Regions from separate parts of the Homo sapiens genome. Here all the other regions are linked to region 3. The links are chromatin contacts, found by Hi-C in ENCODE. All regions are on one chromosome and are shown on one strand. The core of a region is the stretch at or near the end of the contact, and the rest is flanking DNA. Distances in the headings are between cores, read along the strand shown. Region 1 overlaps LOC105370866 (a long non-coding RNA gene). Region 2 overlaps MEGF11 (multiple EGF like domains 11). Region 3 overlaps SMAD3 (SMAD family member 3).

What was found. A loop is a pair of places that touch in the nucleus more often than their neighbours do. Pooled maps may share reads with other maps.
Region 1: a map with no recorded cell type shows a loop between it and region 3 (5-fold over the local background). The contact joins two enhancer-like sites. A Hi-C loop is called at or near these places in 2 of 37 single-sample maps with no recorded cell type and 2 of 50 pooled maps.
Region 2: a pooled map shows a loop between it and region 3 (2.8-fold over the local background). The contact joins two enhancer-like sites. A Hi-C loop is called at or near these places in 3 of 37 single-sample maps with no recorded cell type and 3 of 50 pooled maps.

Annotation. Positions count from the first base shown.
Region 1 is chr15:65,818,349-65,821,048 of GRCh38, forward strand. All of the region lies in intron 1 of LOC105370866 (a long non-coding RNA gene), which reads left to right. Among named protein-coding and RNA genes, the nearest start is that of DENND4A, 27 kb to the left of the region's middle. Within about 2 kb of position 1,428, at least 6 of the 41 ENCODE cell types and tissues checked have a DNase peak (open chromatin) inside an H3K27ac peak, as active enhancers do.
Region 2 is chr15:65,913,966-65,916,665 of GRCh38, forward strand. It overlaps MEGF11 (multiple EGF like domains 11), which reads right to left. Exons shown (of 26, transcript NM_001385028.1): 18 at 2,183-2,311; 19 at 1,505-1,633; 20 at 1-8. Among named protein-coding and RNA genes, the nearest start is that of RAB11A, 46 kb to the left of the region's middle. Within about 2 kb of position 1,451, at least 5 of the 41 ENCODE cell types and tissues checked have a DNase peak (open chromatin) inside an H3K27ac peak, as active enhancers do.
Region 3 is chr15:67,083,965-67,086,839 of GRCh38, forward strand. All of the region lies in intron 1 of SMAD3 (SMAD family member 3), which reads left to right. Among named protein-coding and RNA genes, the nearest start is that of SMAD3, 20 kb to the left of the region's middle. Within about 2 kb of position 1,352, at least 10 of the 41 ENCODE cell types and tissues checked have a DNase peak (open chromatin) inside an H3K27ac peak, as active enhancers do.

The DNA.
Region 1 (2,700 bases), core at 178-2,677, 1.3 Mb before region 3:
CCAAGCTTTATTGGGAGAATGGTCTCCAATGGGATTCTCCAAGCCCTCGGCTTTACCTTGTCTCTGGAACCATTGTGAAGCCCAAGCTGCAGTTCACCAGGTTGAGCAAATGCCCTTAGGGCAAAGTGATCTCAGGGCCATAGCATCAAACAACCCCAAGAGCATCATTTAGGTGAATAGAATCCAAATGGTGCCTCCTGGTGTTGTACACCTGGACAGTGTTGTCCACTTACCTGTCTGGATTCCTTCTTCACTTCTCTTTGACCTAATAATTTCTTTCTTTCTTGCCCATGCTCAATGCTTCTAAGAGGTTTAAGATTTTTTTTAATTCAGCCTTTTTAATTGTTTCCAGTGGGAGGTGCAGTGTGAATTCCTAGCCTGCCATATACCTGGAAACAGAGCTCTCAAAACTCAACTTGATATACCCTACGATTTATAAAAATATCTGATAGCCCAATTTGTTCAATTCATAATTACCTTTTTTTTTCTGGCACCAAAGCTTTAATTAGGAATAGTTTGATGGAATCAGAAAGAATCCATAATCCGTGGTACTTAACTCTTCCCTCAATGAATATTGCTAACAAATGTATGGATTTACATTGAAATACCAAAGTAGCTCAAAGATCTCATAGTGACCACAATTTTTAAAATAGTGACCACATTTTAAAATGTTTCTCAGAAAATGAGTATGTTAAACCAAAATCATGTGTGTCACTTGCATGGAAAGTGCTGTGTCTCCATAGTTACACTAAAACATAACAAGTACAAAGGGGAAATGTCTCTTGGTGGTTGATAAGCTAAACGGAAGTGAGTCTTGTTCTACTATAATACTAGAAATGTTTTTAAACTTTCGCTCAAGGATGGAGGGTTTCATATCCTTCTGTATTACCCCTTGCTAAAACATAAGTAAGCATAGTTATGGAAAAAACACATGGGCAGTCATTGCTAAGACTCAGTGTATTGATGTCGTGTAGAAAAACATGATACAGAGATCTGTTTTTGTGGTTTATTTAATTGTCTTTGTTGTTTATAGTATTTGCTCTGAAGTATAACTCTATAAAATTTTAACAAAGACAAAGACAATCTGTCTTAGCCCAATATTAGCCCTATTCCCCACTTGGGAAAAAGTATTTTATAACACATATCAAATCAGCCTTGGAGACCATAGCATCCAATTATGCCTAGAGTGTACTAGATATTCGATAAGTGTTTGTTGAGTCAATTACTTAATGGACAATATATAATGGGTTGTTGTAAATAAAGCAGAGCAGTGACTAAAATGTTGACTTGGTCATATTGTGGGAGCATTAAAGAAGGAAAACGCCTGGGATTCAATGCCCATTCTAGGGCTGTCTGGTGCTATGGCTCTGGGTAATCCATAACCACCCGGGGCCCCAGTTTCTTCATTACTTGCCCTGTTCTTTGGTCAGACTGCACAGTCACTCCCTGTACATGCAGCATAATTTCCCAGTTCAGGGTCCTTGTCCTTATGGTTATCTAAAATGCCCTTGCCCCATCCGCTGTATGACTAAACCTATCTAGTCATGATATCCTACTTCTTTTAATCCTTCTAGTATAAATACTCTCCCACCAAGCTTCCTTGACACCACCCTGACTAGAAGCTAACTTTTCCTCTGAGCTTTTTGAATAGCATCTTTTTTCTTTTAACTCAAATGGTGTCATTTTTAATACTTTATAGCTTATATTATGATCTTTTATGTAGATATCCATACTATACTGCTTCTTTGCTAGACTGAATGTTCATAAGGGTAGAACCCATGCTTGCTATATTTTTGTAGTTCTCCATAACACCTAGCAAAATACATTAAAGATTATATGTGCTCAGTAAATATCTGTTGAATCTGAATATAGAGCATAATAATGCTTTTAATGCTTTCCTTTCTCTCTTTTCTTTCTTTCTCTTTCTTTTCTTTAATCTTTCTTTTATTTTCTCTTTCTTTCTCTTCCTTTCTTTTCCTTTCCTTTTCTTTCCTTTCCTTTCTTTTCTTTTCTTTCTTTTTGATAGGCTCTCATTCTGTCGCCCAGGCTGGGGTGCAGTGGCGCGATCTTGGCTCACTGCAACCTCCACCTCCTGGGTTCAAGTGATTCTCCTGCCTCAGCCTCCCCAGTAGCTGGGATTACAGGTGCCTGCCACAACACCCAGCTGTTTTTTGTATTTTTAGTAGAGACAGGGTTTCACCATGTTGGCAGGCTGGTCTCAAACTTCTAGTCTCAAGTGATCTGCTTGCCTTGGCCTCCCAAAGTGCTGGGATTACAGGCATGAGTCACTGCACCCCGTCCAATAATAATGCTTTTGTTTTCTTTTCTTTCTTTTTTTTTTTTTTTTTTGAGGCAGAGTTTTGCTCTGTCCCCCAGCTGGAGTGCGGTGGTGGGATCTCGGCTCACTGCAACCTCTGCCTCCCGGGTTCAAGTGATTCCCCTGCCTCAGCCTCCTGGGTAGCTGGGACTACAGGCATGCGCCACATGCCCGGCTAATTTTTTCTTCTTATTTTAGTAGAGACGGGGTTTCACCACGTTGGCCAGAATGGCCTCTATCTCCTGACCTCCTCGTGATCCACCTGCCTCAGCCTCCCAAAGTGCTGGGATTACAGGCATGAGCCACTGCACCTGGCCCCAGTAATGCTTTTCTTGCTGATGATAGAGGGCTGCATCAAATTATAGCTTGAGGCCATTTATACC
Region 2 (2,700 bases), core at 201-2,700, 1.2 Mb before region 3:
GAGGGCAGCTGCGGGCAGAGGGAGGGCCTGAGCCTGGGGCTGGCCTTCTTGCGCTTCAGGTCTCCTGGGCCTGGGTTCAGATGCGTGTAACCCCTCTAATGTTAGGAGATCTGGTTCTGGCTTTGGCCCGATTCCTGAGTCCCTATGTGACTACCCCCAGCCCTCACTGTGCCTTCATCCCTAAAGGGGATGGAGTCTCAGGGTCATGACAAGGAGCAATTGTGACTGTCGATGTGAAACAATAAATATTATTTTACTCTGTTCCAAAAATGAGTTAACAGATATTAATTCATTTACTCTTCAGCCCTGTGAAGGGATTAGTATTTTCCTTTCACAGATGAAAAAACCAATTTATCAAAAGGTTAGGTAATGTGCCCAAGATTACATAACCTATAATTGGCGGAGTCAGGAAAAATTGAACACAGCTCCTCTCCCTGCTTCCTAATTGTGTGGCTCAGAGTCCCTGGTTTGCTCATTTGTAACATGGGGACAATAACCCCACCCTCCCCAGTCGTGAGCACCAAGTGATAGACTGGCAAGGAAGGCTCTTAAGTACTGTGCTGTTATTTCCAGGATGACTGCCCGCAGGACCCCTCTTGGTTATATATGTGAGGGCTGCCCCCACCCTCCATGCTGATGCTTAGTCTAGGAGGCTGTCCTGCCAGGCCCACAGTGTCTAGACTTCTCCTTGACTGTTGGCTGCTGGCTGAACTGAGCTGGCCAACATCACTAGGGAGGTAAATGTGCTGCAATATCGTTCTCAGTGATTTATCCTCAGAATGCAACGGAAATCTGTCTTTTGGCTCCTTTTCTGTAATGTGAATAATTGAGAGCCCATTTTCATCCCCCATCTAGAACCAACATGTTTGCAGCACATTATAAAGGCTTTTATATAACAAAGCCAGCATTTATTGGAGTGTTCACTTATGGGCCAGGCACCCCGCTGAATCTCTTACTCATACTGTCTCAACGTGATTCTCACAACTGGACCCTGGGACTCCATCCCCTTTAGGCCCTATGAGGTGTCATCCGACTGTAGTGCTAGAACCAAGGTTGAGCCCCTTTGGGCTCCTCGGCCTTCAGAGTAACCTTGTGTCATGGGGGAAGATGATTAATCTACTCTTCCCGCTTTGCATGTGGAGTAACAGGCCTAGCAAAATCAAATAACCTACCCAAGGACACCTGGCGGGTAAGGCAGAACCAGAACTTGGCAGATATTCTAACTTGGTCTGGTGGCCTTTCCATAGTACTAGCTTGTGGCTACCCTTGCTTGGCTCATGGGAAACTTGCCAAGGGTGAGCCTAGGGAGGCTGTGACTGAGAGACTGCCTGCTCCTTATGCCTCTTCAGCACTTGGAGCCTCTGCAGCCCACCCTATTCCTGCTGTCCTCACAAATGTGAATAAAGGGAAGTATCATCAAATCCAGCTGTTCGAGTTGGAATCTCCCTAGAGCTGCCATGGGGCCCTTTCCACAGACCCCGGGGCTCTGCCACGTGTGTATTACCTTGGTCACACCTGATTCCTTTGAAGCCAGGGCTGCAGTAACAGGTGCCGGTGACATGGTCACAGGTGGAGTTGTTCATGCACTCACATAGCTGCTGACACCCATAGCCAAAGGTTCCTGGGGCACATCCTGTGTGGCACAAAGAGTTAGGGTAGAGGACCCACTCACTCTCCACCCCTCCCCTTCCATGTTTAGACAGCTATGGCAATAAGCCTGTTTTGCCTCCCACTGAGTGAAGCCTATTCCCTTAGCTCCTGTTGAGGAGCATTTATAGCACTGAGTGGGGGACACAGGGACAGAGGAGGAGTGAGCAGGGCCCACTCACCCCTACTTCCTCCTCATGCAACACATTTAAGCAGTATCTTCCACCTGCCATGCCCTAATCTGAATGCCATAGGGACTTTAAAGAATAATAAAAAAAAAATCCTGCCTCCCACTATTCTCTCATTACTTGCTATGACCTCTGCCCTAAATGCCCCCACCAACTGAAGGGAGAAATTCTTCAAACAATAATGTAGGCATGACCTTCCTCAGCATTTTTCCTTGGAAGTTGTCCCCAAAGTCAAGGGACCAAGGGGTACAGAGCCCTGAGTGAGTGGACCTTGAAGTGGGAGCCATCCTCTGCAGGAGGGTAGGGCCCAGCAGCATCACCCAGGATCAGGGGTCAGGGCAGCTTACTCTGCTCACAGTGTTGCCCGGTGAAGCCTGTGCGGCAGGTGCACTTGCCACTGATGTGGTCACAGCTGGCGCCATTCTGACACTGGCATACGCGCCCACAGTCCTTCCCAAAAAATGCTGCTGGGCAGCCTAGAGAAACAGGATTTCCAGTCACGAGAGTTGCTGCTGGGTGGGGACAAGGGGGACAGCAGGAACCAGACCTGTCTTCTGTCTCTTTTTTTGCTGAGCATGGGATGAAGACTAGTGAGACCCTGCACCAGAGTTGTCTCCCTGCTCAGGATCTTCATGCTGAAGTGGTAGGGGCAAGGTGATCGTTGCCTTTCCAAGACAGAGGGGCCTTGGAACCACAGGTCAGGCTAGGGTCTACTTCCTGTGTGGACACAGGCTGCTCCTCCCCACTCTGGGCCCCACTGTCCAAGGAAGGTCTGGTCTTGGTGATTGCTGGAGTACCTTGCAGCCCTGACCTTCCAGGACTTTGGGCTTGTCAATCCCCTGAATCCAGTCAGGTCTGGAGCTGC
Region 3 (2,875 bases), core at 102-2,601:
TCAACTTGACTTCCTGGGTGTTGGTCTTCTCTTCTACAAAATGACAAGCTTGAAGGGAGAATCTGAAAGAATCTGTGTATCCGTTCTCAGATTTTCTTTTTTTTTCTTTTTTTTTTTTTTTTTTTTTTTGAGATGGAGTCTCGCTCTGTCGCCCAGGCTGGAGTGCAGTGATGCGATCTCGGCTCACTGCAAGCTCTGCCTCCGGGGTTCATGCTATTCTCCTGCCTCAGCCTCCCGAGTAGCTGGCACTACAGGCGTCTGCCACCACACCTGGCTAATTTTTTTTTTTTGTATTTTTAGTAGAGACGGGGTTTCTTTGTGTTAGCCAGGATGGTCTCCATCTCCTGACCTCGTGATCTGCCTGCCTCGGCCTCCCAAAGTGCTGGGATTACAGGCATGAGCCACCGTGCCTGGCCAGTCTCAGATTTTCATGATAGCCCTCTGAACTCTCCTTGGCTTCTTGCCTTTGGCTGTTTTCTCAATGCATATATTTTCCTGGGGGACAAATCTAAGTTTTCATCTGATGCTCTGCCTTCAGAGGGGAACCATTCCTTAATGACCTATTTAATTGTATTATCATTGTTGTTTAATTCATCACATATTTACTGAGCTTCTTTTGTTGGTGGTGGTGCCATCAGACACAGTGGTCCAGGAGCTGCAATGCGTTGCTGATGAGGATGGTCACACATAGCTCTGCCCTCATGGAGCGTCCCAGGGTGAAATGAGACCTCCCCTGAGAACCGACTCCCAGGGTAGGGGAAATCAGTCTGCAGGCAAAGAGGAATTCAAATTTAGCCTGAAGCACAGGTTTTCTGTGCTTCTAGGCACCGGCTGCATTCCAACCGTAGTGCCATAAAAATACAGGAAGGAAGGGAAACGTGTTCACAGGTTGGTTAGAGATGTGGAAACCAACAATCAGCTCTCTCTTATCCGTAAGAAACTAGAATCTACTGCTGGCTTCAGTCCCTCAGACCTGCTGCTCAACAGAGTGCCCTTTCAAACCTGGGTTAGACTCTGTGCTAATGGCTTTTTTCATGAACCTCAGACAGCCGGAAAGTATATTCTTTGAGGATTATGATCGACTAGGATGCTCGGGAATCTTTAAAGAGAAGCACTATCTTGGCTATATTTGCCCTCAGTTGTTTTAAGGCCAGTGAGGAGACTGAGCATTTCAGAGGTGAAGCATTTAGAGGATGGCCTCTGAAAGCATACGGCTCAGTAAACAACTGACCCATCCTTTGTCACCGTTTTTGTCCAGCGGCTGTCACCATAGGGGCTCCTCTGGTGTGGAGGAGAGAGAATTAGAGGCAGCAGGCCTGGGTTCTAGGTCTGCCTCATTGTGAACCAGCTTCAGGACCTTGGGTGAGTCACTTTTCTGCCCTGGCCCCTGGCTTCCTCTTCTATAAACTGAAGGTGTTGGCTTAGCAGGATTTTAAAGTTTCTTCCACCTTAAAAACTCTGATTCCTGCACTTGCATTCAAAGAAATGACTCTATTACTCATTTGAATAGTTTCAGAATCACTGTATAGTCAACTCTGGACTAGAAATGGGGGCCTGCAGTTGAGGACAGGATGGAAAGAGGTTTGGGGTTCAGGGTGGGCTGTGAGGGCTAGGATTCTTGATTCCTCATGATTTGCAATTGGTTGTTGGTGTTACCATGGAAGGTTCTCAACCATGGCTGCTTTTAAAAATTTTGATGCTCAGACCACCCCTGGAGACCAGTGAATTTCAAATTTCTACAGGCCGGCCTGGGGAAATCCATGTTTTTTAACTTTCCTAGGTGATTCCGGTATGTGGCCGGGATTGAGAATCACAGCCATAGATGCTTATGTAAAGCTGTGTTCAGTGTTACAGGCATCTGTTCTGGGTGGAAAGTGATAGTGGTTGGTCAAAAAAAAAGCGTGCACACACACACACACACACACACACACACACATACACAGAGAACAGCTCTAGGTTCTGGAAGTGTGTTGATTTGGTCACCACAAGTGCTGGTGGTGAGTAGTTGCCCTGAGGTTTGGAGTTCCAGTTCCCTCCTATCTCTGGGTCAGTGGTTTCTCAACATCTTTGAAGTAGTGAAACCATCTGTAGTTGGTTATTTCTGCTCAGAAACTCACAGTACAAAGTGGGGGGTGGTGCAGGGGGGTGGAGCTGGAATGGATTAAACAGGCCCTTACAAATGCCCACACTTTTTTCATGAAACTAAGTTAGAGGCCTTAGCCAACTCCAGCATACCTTAGTGTCAGTTCTTTGGCATTGCCCCGGTGGATTCTAGGGGCTGTGAAGGCTGTAGGGGTGTGTGTTACTCCCTGCTGCTTTGGTGAGAGAGTGTCCCTGTCTTTGGCTGAGAGCATCCTGTCCTGCCACTTCATCAGCAGTAGCATCTAAACAGCCCTTGAAGGGAATCAGTATCTACAGCCTAAGAAATCTGATGGGACACATCTCTCTGCATTAAAATATTAACAGAAAAGGTCAAACTGGGAAGGGGCAGCTAAGTTGGAATATCTCATTCAGGTAAAGGGATGGGCTTGTGGATCCTTAATTGGTGTGAAATGCGCCCTAGGAGGGGAGACTATATCAGTGCTGAAAGCCCTTGAGGGCTTTCACAGATGAAGGGGGATGGTATGAGAAGCTTTACAAATAACAAGGTTTGAGATGCAGTTGTAGACACATGCCAGATGTAGGTTGCTATTTTCTCAGCTCAATGAGGAATCTGTCAAGGCACTCTTAGAAATGGAAAATATAGTTCCTGCCCTCAGGAACTATAGTGTCACGTGATAGCAGTGAAGACCTTCTATGTCCTGGCCACACAGTGAGGATCAGAAGACAGAGCATGGAGAGTGGAATGGGACACATGGATCAAGGAACGTGGACC